2 separate regions of the Homo sapiens genome follow, and region 1 is linked to region 2. A link is an interaction called in ENCODE POLR2A ChIA-PET data of the cell type or tissue named here. Cell type or tissue: A673. All regions are shown on one strand. Each heading gives the region's core, and the rest is flanking DNA. Links, peaks and the distances in the headings are about the cores only. Region 1 overlaps PVALEF (parvalbumin like EF-hand containing). Region 2 overlaps RPTOR (regulatory associated protein of MTOR complex 1).

The links. Peaks named below come from ENCODE experiments on the same cell type or tissue, not always from the same donor. Only the 100,000 strongest peaks of a DNase experiment are listed, where the experiment ranks them.
Region 1: POLR2A ChIA-PET joins it to region 2 with 5 read pairs; 1 of 35 experiments calls an interaction of 5 or more read pairs at or near these places.

Annotation. Positions count from the first base shown.
Region 1 is chr17:81,174,972-81,179,364 of GRCh38, forward strand. It overlaps PVALEF (parvalbumin like EF-hand containing), which reads left to right. Exons shown (of 7, transcript NM_001354639.2): 3 at 3,947-4,181. Among named protein-coding and RNA genes, the nearest start is that of AATK, 11 kb to the left of the region's middle. In A673, for the core only: a CTCF peak has its summit at 1,888; a DNase peak (open chromatin) is centred at 1,880.
Region 2 is chr17:80,782,904-80,787,296 of GRCh38, forward strand. The region is part of intron 6 of RPTOR (regulatory associated protein of MTOR complex 1); the gene reads left to right. Among named protein-coding and RNA genes, the nearest start is that of CHMP6, 210 kb to the right of the region's middle. In A673, for the core only: no CTCF peak of the experiment used is centred there; a DNase peak (open chromatin) is centred at 2,688.

The DNA.
Region 1 (4,393 bases), core at 154-4,153, 390 kb after region 2:
TGTTCACAAATGATATGATGTTATATGTAAAGAATCTTAAATATGCCACAAAAAAACTGCTAGAGCTAATTAATGATATCAGCAAAGTAGCAAGATACAAAGTCAACACCCAAGTATCAGTTGCATTTCTATAAACTACCAATGGATAACCTGAAAAGGATTATCCAATTTGTCCAAAAAAGACAAAAACAATTCCATGTATAGTACCATTGAAAAGAATAAAATACTTAGGAATTAACTTAGCCAAGGAGGTGAAAGACTTGCACAATGAAAACTACAAAACATGGCTGAAAAGAAATTAAAGAAGACATAAATAAATAGAAACACAAAAATAAATAGAATCCTATGTTCATGGATTGAAAGACTTAATAGTGTTAAGATGTCAGTATTTCCCAAAGCGATCTACAGAGTCAACACAATCCCTATCTAAATCCCAGTGACTTTTGCAGAAATAGGAAGCCCATCCTAAAATTCATATAGAATCTCAAGAGACCCAAGATATCCAAAACAATCTTGAAAAAGAAGAACAAAGCTGGAAGACTCCTACTTCCTGTTTTCAAAATTCACTACAAAGCTACAGAAATCAAAATGGTATGGCACCCACAGACAGACAGACATATAAACCAGTGGAATAGAACAGAGATCCCAGAAATAAACCTTCACATAATATGGTCAAACGATTGTTGACAAGGGTGCCAAGACCATTCAATGGGGAAAAAACAGTCTTTCAACAAAGAGTGCTGGGAAAACTAGATGTCCACATGCAAAATAATGAAATTGGGCCCTTACCTAACACCATACATGAAAATAACTCAAAATGGATCAAAGACCTAAATGTAAAACATGAAACTCTTAAAAGAAAACAGAGCAAAAGCTTCATGGCATGGGATTTGACAGAGATTTCTTGGATATGACAGCAAAGGCACAGGCAACAGAAGAAAAAAATGGACAACTTTGATTTCATGATAACTAAAAAAATTTGTGGGTCAAAAGAAAATATCAACAGGCTAAAAACGCAACCCAAAGAATGGCAGAAAATATCTGCAAATCATCTGAAAATAGATGAATAACCAGAAATTTAGAGAGAACATATGAAGAACTCCTAAAACTTAATCACAAATAAACAAAATTCAATTCAAAAATGGGCAAAGGACTTGAATAAATAAGACATTTATCCAAAGAAGATATCAAATGCCTAATAAGCCCATGAGAAGATGCCGACCATCACTAATCATGAGGGAAATGGAAATCAAAGCCACAGTGAGGGCCGGGCACGGTGGCTCATGCCTGTAATCCCAGCGCTTTGGGAGGCCAAACTGGGCGGATCACCTGAGGCCAGGAGTTCAGGACCAGCCTGGCCAACATGGTGAAACCCCGTCTCCACTAAAAATACAAAAATTAGCCGGGCATGGTGGCACATGCCTGTAATCCCAGCTACTCAGGAGGCTGAGGCACGAGAATCATTGAACCCAGAAAGCAGAGGTTGCAGTGAGCCGAGGTCATGCCACTGCGCTCCAGCCTGGGTGACAGAGCAAATCTCCATCTCAAAACAAAAAAAAGGAAACAAAACACAATGAGATGCCACCTCACACCCCTGAGGATGGCTGCTATTAAAAAAAAAAAAAAACCTCCAGAGAATCACAAGTGTTGGTGAGGACGTGGGGCTATCGGCCCCTGTGCGCTGTTGGTGGGAATGGAAAACAGTGCAGCTGCCGTGGAAACTCTACGGCAGCTCCTCAAACACTTAAATCAGAATGACAGTATCATCCAGCAATTCCACTTCTGGTTATCATCCCAAAAGAACTGAAAGCAGGGTCTCAAGGAGACATTTGTACACCCATCTTCATAGCAGCATTATTCACAATTGCCAAAAGGTGGACGAAAAATCCAGGATCCATGAACAGGCAAGTGAATACTCAAAATGTGGTGCAACCATGCAATGGAGTATTAGTCACTTTTTTTTTTTTTTTTTTGAGACAGAGTCTCCTTTTGTCACCCAGGCTGGAGTGCGGTGGCGCGATCTCAGCTCACTGCAACCTCTGCCTCCCAAGTTCCAGCGATTCTGCTGCCTCAGCCTCCCAAGTAGCTGGGACTCCAGTCTCGCACCACCAACGCTGGCTAATTTCCGTATTTTTAGTAGAGACAGGGTTTCACCATGTTGGCCAGGCTGGTCTGAAACTCCTGATCTCAGGTGATCCACTCGCCTCGGCCTCCCAAAGTGCTGGGATTGCAGGCATGAGCCACCGCACCAGGCTTGAAACTCCATCTCAAAAAAAAAAAAAAAAAAAAAAGGCAGCCGGGTACAGTGGCTCACGCCTGTAATCCCAGCACTTTGGGAGGCTGAGGCAGGCAGATCACCTGAGGTCAGGAGTTCAAGACCAGCCTAGTCACCATGGTGAAACTCAGTCTCTACTAAAAATGCAGAAATTAGCCGGGCGTGGCGGCATGCACCTGTAATTCCAGCTACTTGGGAGTTTGAGACAGGAGAACTGCTTGAACCCGGGAGGCGGAGGTTGCAGGGCCGAGATCACACTATTGCACTCCAGCCTGGGTGATAGGGTGATAGAGTAAGACTCCACCTCAATAAAAAAGAAAAAAAAAAGGCAAAGATGGTAAATTTATACTATGTGAATTTTATCATGATAAAAAGCACGCAAGAAAGAAGAAAAGCATTAAGGAAATGGAGGAAAAGGCATCGACCGAGCCTGGACATTCTCCAGCATCAAACGTGTGTTCTGCAGGTGACTTTACCTCCACCGTGTTCATCTACATATTCCAAATGTTCTGTAATAAACCTGATTGCTTCATCTCATCCAAAAGCTATTACAGATAATATTTCAATCACCCTAATTAAAACAATCACATGCCTTTAAAGGCCAAAGTTGGGCAAGAATTTAACTGGCCACTAATTGCTGCTGGGGCCAGGGAGGGCTCAGCCCTTTGGGAAAGTGACCTGGCAGGACCCACCAGTGTCTCCTTCCCTGTCTGAGCCTGGACATCTCCCTGATGTCCGACCTGAGGCTCCAGGTGGCCCTGACCTCTACACCTGGCTGGGACGGGTGTAGACTGGATTCGTCTCCTCATCTCCTGGGGTCTCTTGAAGAAGGAGGATAATGCAGCCTCCCTCAAGAGGCTGCTGAGACCCCTGGGGCCCCGCCAATGGCAGATGACACTGTTATTACATTCATTGTCACCTGTCACATATCATGACCGTCACCTTCATTAGTGAGGACAATACCCTCCCACCTCCAACATGAGCAGAGGCTACCACGGCCTATGTAAGAGGCCCGGGCAGTCCTGTGGCTTCCAGTAGAAAGCCAGGCCCCCCCGACCCCGGCAGACAGCCCCATCCCTGGCTTCCTCACAGGCCTGCGGTGCCCAGCATGACCACCCCACAGGGGCAGGGCTGTTGGCACCACCCTCCCTGGCAGAAGGTAACCGTGCCCCTGGTGTATTCAGAGCCAGCCAGGGATCACCTTGGCCCTCCCTGCTCACCACCAGGGGAGGGTGGTTTGGGAGGAGGACGTGGCTTGGATAAACTTTGTCCCATATGAACTTGGAGCCTCCCCACCCCCACCGGCCTGCAGGCTGTGCTGTGCCCCTTCCACCCGGCCCAAGCCCGCAGGCTGGGCCGCAGCACCCACTCGGCTGCCCCTTCAAACCCCACTCACATGTCTGGCCCTGCAACCTGTTTCCTGCACCAGAGCTGGGGGGGGCAGGGTCCCCAGCCTCAATCTCCCTGCACCACCCCCACCGCCCGCAGCCCCTCCCACTGTGTACAACCCGCTGCACTGGAGGCCCGAGGCGTGGGTTCCAGCACCATGACCTTGGGCAGGTCCCTCAGCCCCTCTGACCTCAGGCTTCCAGCTGCTGTCTGCCCAGCTGGCCTCGGTCACCTGCTCACTGGCTCACTGGTGCCCTCTCTTCCTCCCTAACCCCGCCCCAGGTTTGGGGAGGCCAGGCACTGCTAAGGGTCAGTCTGCCCAGACCAGTGTGGACACACCAAGTGCCTGCGAGCCCCTGGGAGCTGCCCGTGCCAGGCTGGAGTGCCGGGGAGGGGCGAGGACAGCTGCAGCCCCGAGATGTAAACAGGCTTGCAGGTATAAAAGCTGGAGCCCCTGGGCCTCTCCACACCCCAGCCTGACCCACCTTCCAGAACTCTCGAAAGAAGCCAGGCAGAGGTAAGCCCTGCCAAGGAGGGGGGTGTGGGTCTCTGGCCGCTGAGGTTATCCGAGCTGGATGGTGGGAACTTGGAGGCCTTCTCTTCATCCACAGGACAAGGGTGGCCCTGGGAGACCCCAGGGGACCCAGGGGAGGTGGGGAAATGGGGTGGAAACAGAAGGAATGGCCCTCCCTGCCAGCAGCACCACTACAAGCCCCAAGGGGGCCCCCG
Region 2 (4,393 bases), core at 275-4,274:
GGAGAATCTGAAGTTGTCGCAAACAAGCTGGCTGTAAATGGGCTCCTCCAGGGCAAGGCACACCCCAGAGCTACTGGGGGAGGTGGAAGCTTGCTGTGTGTTGTGTGTGTGTTTCCTGTGGTTGATGCTCATAAGCGTTACCTCCGTGGAAGAGGTTTACCTTTTTAGGAAAGAGTTGGTTTTCTGCTTTTGCAAATTTGTACCAACTGTTGATCATCTCAAGGACAGTGGAGAAGGGACAGGCAAGGAGCCTCCCTTTCAGTCTTGGCATTCTTCGAAAATAGAAGGTGGCTTCCTTAAATGATTTCCCGACTTGACTCATCAATGTAGGAATGCCTGTGTTGACACTCTCTTCCCCCTCTCTCTCTCCGTCTCTGTCCCCATCCCTTTTACTTTTTATTATAGGACAGTTTTCAACCATTCTGTGGAACAGTTGAGAGGATGATAAAGTGAACCCTGTATATATTAAATCACCTACATTTTACAATTATTTGCTCTGTTGTTTTGTTTTTGTGGGTATGTTTGCTAAATTACAGACAACATGATGTTTTACCACCCAAATACTTAATCATTTCTTTTTTAAAAAACTGACATTTTTCTTATAACCAAATTATCTTAACTTTTTAATGTCTTTTGAACCCAAATGGCAGAGCCCTTGCAATTAGCCTTGTTCCCGTGGAAGGTGTATTCCATTGCCGGCCAGGCTCATGCATCCAGCAGGCGCCTAAGGGGCTCCTCCGATATCCAGCCAGCTCTGACAATGGGGCCGTAGCCCAGAACAAGGCAGATGGGATTGGCTCATTATGTGGGTTGGCAGAAAGCTCCGATGAGGTGTTCATCTGTATTTCTCTTACCAATGGAATAATTGTTTTTCCTTTTTGCTAGCTTGCTTCTGTAGCACGGAGGGCCACTATGAAATAGCAAACTCTTGCACTTAATTTGTATCTTGTCCTGCTTACCGGCCTAGAAGCTCCTAAATAGAGTAAACTTTTCTGTACATTACAAAGTGCAGCTGTTTAACGTTTGCAAGTTAGGAAAGTCGCTTCTACTTGGTTTTCTTCTAATAATACTAAAAGGCATACTTTTTTTTTAAGGCAAAGGATCTCACTGTCACCCAGGCTAGAGTGCAGTGGCACGATCATAGCTCACTGCAGCCTTAACCTCCTGAGCTCAAACGATCCTCCTGCCTCAGCCTCCCGAGTCCTCTGACCATGCCCAGCTAACTTATTTGTGGAGATGGGGACTCAACTGTGCTGTCCACGCTGGCCTCACACTCGTGTCCTCAAGTGATCCTCCTGCCTTGGGCTCCCAGAGTGCTGGAATTACAGGCATGAGCCAAAAAAAAAAACACATACTTTTAAATTTAGTTACAAATATCGCATGATTTGGCACATTAATTTCATGTGGGGATGTTTAGTTCTTTGGGTTTTTTTTAACCTGCTGGATTAAATGAAATGCTGAGAGTTGAAGAAATTGGCTTATTTTCCTTTTTCTTTTCTTTTTTTGAGATGGAGTTTCACTCTTGTTGCCCAGGCTGGAGTGCAATGGCACGAACTCAGCTCACTGCAACCTCCGCCTTCTGGGTTCAAGCAATTCTCCTGCCTCAGCCTCCCGAGTAGCTGGGATTATAGGCACCCACCACCATGCCCAGCTAATTTTTTGTATTTTTAGTAGAAATGGGGTTTCACCTTGTTGGCCAGGCTGGTCTTGAACTCCTGACCTCAGGTGATCTGCCCACCTCAGCCCCCCAAAGTGCTGGGATTACAGGCATGAGCCACTGTGCCCGGCCTATTTTACTTTTTTTTTTTTTTTGAGACAGAGTTTCGCTCTTTTTGCCAAGGCTGGAGTGCAGTGGCGCAATCTCGGCTCACTGCAACCTCCGCCTCCCGAGTTCAAGTGATTCTCCTGCCTCAGCCTCCTGAGTAGCTGGGATTACAGGTGTCCGCCACCACGCCTGGCTAATGCTGGTTTTTTTTGTTGTTGTTGTTTTGTTTGTTTATTTAGTAGAGACAGAGTTTCTCCATGTTGGTCAGGCTGGTCTCGAACTCCCAACCTCAGGTGATCCACCCGCCTTGGCCTCCCAAAGTGCTATTTTAATTGTGTATTTATTGCCACTCTGAGCTATATTTGAAAATTCCTTTTGTGAAAAAGAATATTTAAAACCAGACACCTCCAGCAGTTTGCTGTATCTCTGTATGACTAGGTTAAAATGCACAAGTCTGTGAAAGCTTCAGTGACACCTTCATCAGTGTAAATTCTAGAGACTTCACGTGCCAGCTAAGGTGAAGTAAGCCACCTACAGCCTCTCTGTCCCGCTCATTACAAAGAAAAGCTCTGGTCAGGATACAGAAAAGCAACTACCAAAGGCTAAAAATGAGCAGGGATATTAGGGACTGGAGTCAAAGTCAGATAAAATATAGTGATGAATCTCTAAATGTAAAACATTTTATTTGGGAAGCAAGATTTACAGTCGAAGGCATACAGGCAGACCAGGTGGTCTTCAGTATATCTTGATGAACAAATAAAAGGTTGGCAGTTTTAAAAAGAGGAGAACTGTTTCGTGTTGCTCTTTGAGAAGGTTCTTCGGCACTAGTGAGGTTTCTGGGGAGCTGGCAGGTTCCCGACTGGTGAGTGGGTGAAATGAGTCCTCGAATCACAGCAGGTTGTGTCGGTTGCCATTAGTGAAAACTGGTTTCAAGTGGCAGCAGGCAGTTTCCGCGGCCAGGCTGGCAGAGAACTACATTGCTGGAGGAATGTTTTGTGGCCCGAGTGCTTTCCCCCGGCCCCTTGACTCTGACTGAGTTGGGTATGACAAGAATGACCCAGTTTGTATGATCAGCTCTCACAGTGACAATGACAGTCATGATGGGGATGTGTTTTGAGGGCCTTTTCCTCTCCTTTGCCGAGGAACTGCACAGGGAATGCTGATGGCGAGACCTCCAGGGAAGCCACTTATGTCTTCACCACTAGAGAAGGGGGGACTCTGCATGTTGGCGAGAGCAGGGGGGTGCCACACTCCAGCACATCGTGTGTTCACCTTCTAACCGGGAAGCTCTCCTTGTTCAGGAGTTTTCATAGAGCGTCTGTCCATGGGGAGAGGAGTGGCTAGGTGGGGTGGGTGGTGGTGTCCCGGAACCAGTCCCCCAGGGATACCCAGGGATGACTGTATATGCCCGGACCAAGTCCTGAAGGTCATAGCAGAGGCCGCTTCTGCACAGTGGGGTGGGAGAGTGAAAGTTAGACTGACGCACTTTTGCGTGACACATGTCTGTATGATTTGGGTTTTTATAGTGACCGCCATTTGCTTTTATTCTAAAATAAATCAGCATGATTCAGTGTTGTGTAAAAGATAAATATGAAAATGCTAAGCTATCTCAACATGGTGGGTTTATACAAATTTTTCACTTTTTTATGGTAAATACATGTGGGTTTTTTTTTAATTAGGAGGAAACAAAGGAATTTTCATTCTCAAAAATGAAAACAGCATTCAATAGTTATTTGTATGATATTTGACAAGGTTACCGAGCTGAACATTAATTTGTTCTTCATTGTTAAAAGAAAACTCTAGGCAAATTGAATACAACAGAGTTTAATTGAGCAAAGAACCATTCTTGAATCAGGCAGCCCCAGAACCAGAGTAGGTTCAGAGTGACACCGGCACTGCCATGTGGCTGGATACCATTCATGGGCAGAAACGAAAGTGACTCCGGAGAATGGAAGAGCCGCAGCAGCTGGATTGGCTACCGCAGGGGGTCTGCCTTGCTTGAGCCCAGTTCGAACAGTTGGCTGCCTGTGGTAGTCTGAGACTCAGCTGCCTGTCACAAGACCAGGCTGTTTATACATCAGGTTGGGTTACAGTTCACCATGTATATGGAACCATTAGGCCAAACATAAAACATGTACGGAGGCAGCCTTTAGGCGAAACTTAATTTAACATCATAAAAATCTTGAAGCCACTTGTTTGCGTACCCAGCCTGGATCCGTCACAATTCTTGCTTCATGCCACACTCATCACTAGTCCATATTTGGCCTCCTTTTAAGCAGTTAATTAACAGGTATTTTTATAGCATAATGGGTTTCCTCAAACCACCACCCAACCAAAACCCAGCCCTTGATGATGACCTGCGCCCACCACGCAGGGCGCCCTTGATGCACACGCACCTGCCGCCCCCGCCCTGTGACCACCGCCCTGAGTGCCGGGCTCATCATCCCTTCCATGCCCTTTCTACATTGCTACTATGCATCTGTGTGTATTCATTAAGACCATTACTTTTCTTTCAGATTTTAAATTTATTAAAGGCTTTAGTGCTGAATGTGATTTTGAGGACTCTTTTAAAAAAATACTTTTGGTTGGAATGTGGACATTTCCCACTTAGCATTGTGTTGCTCATGT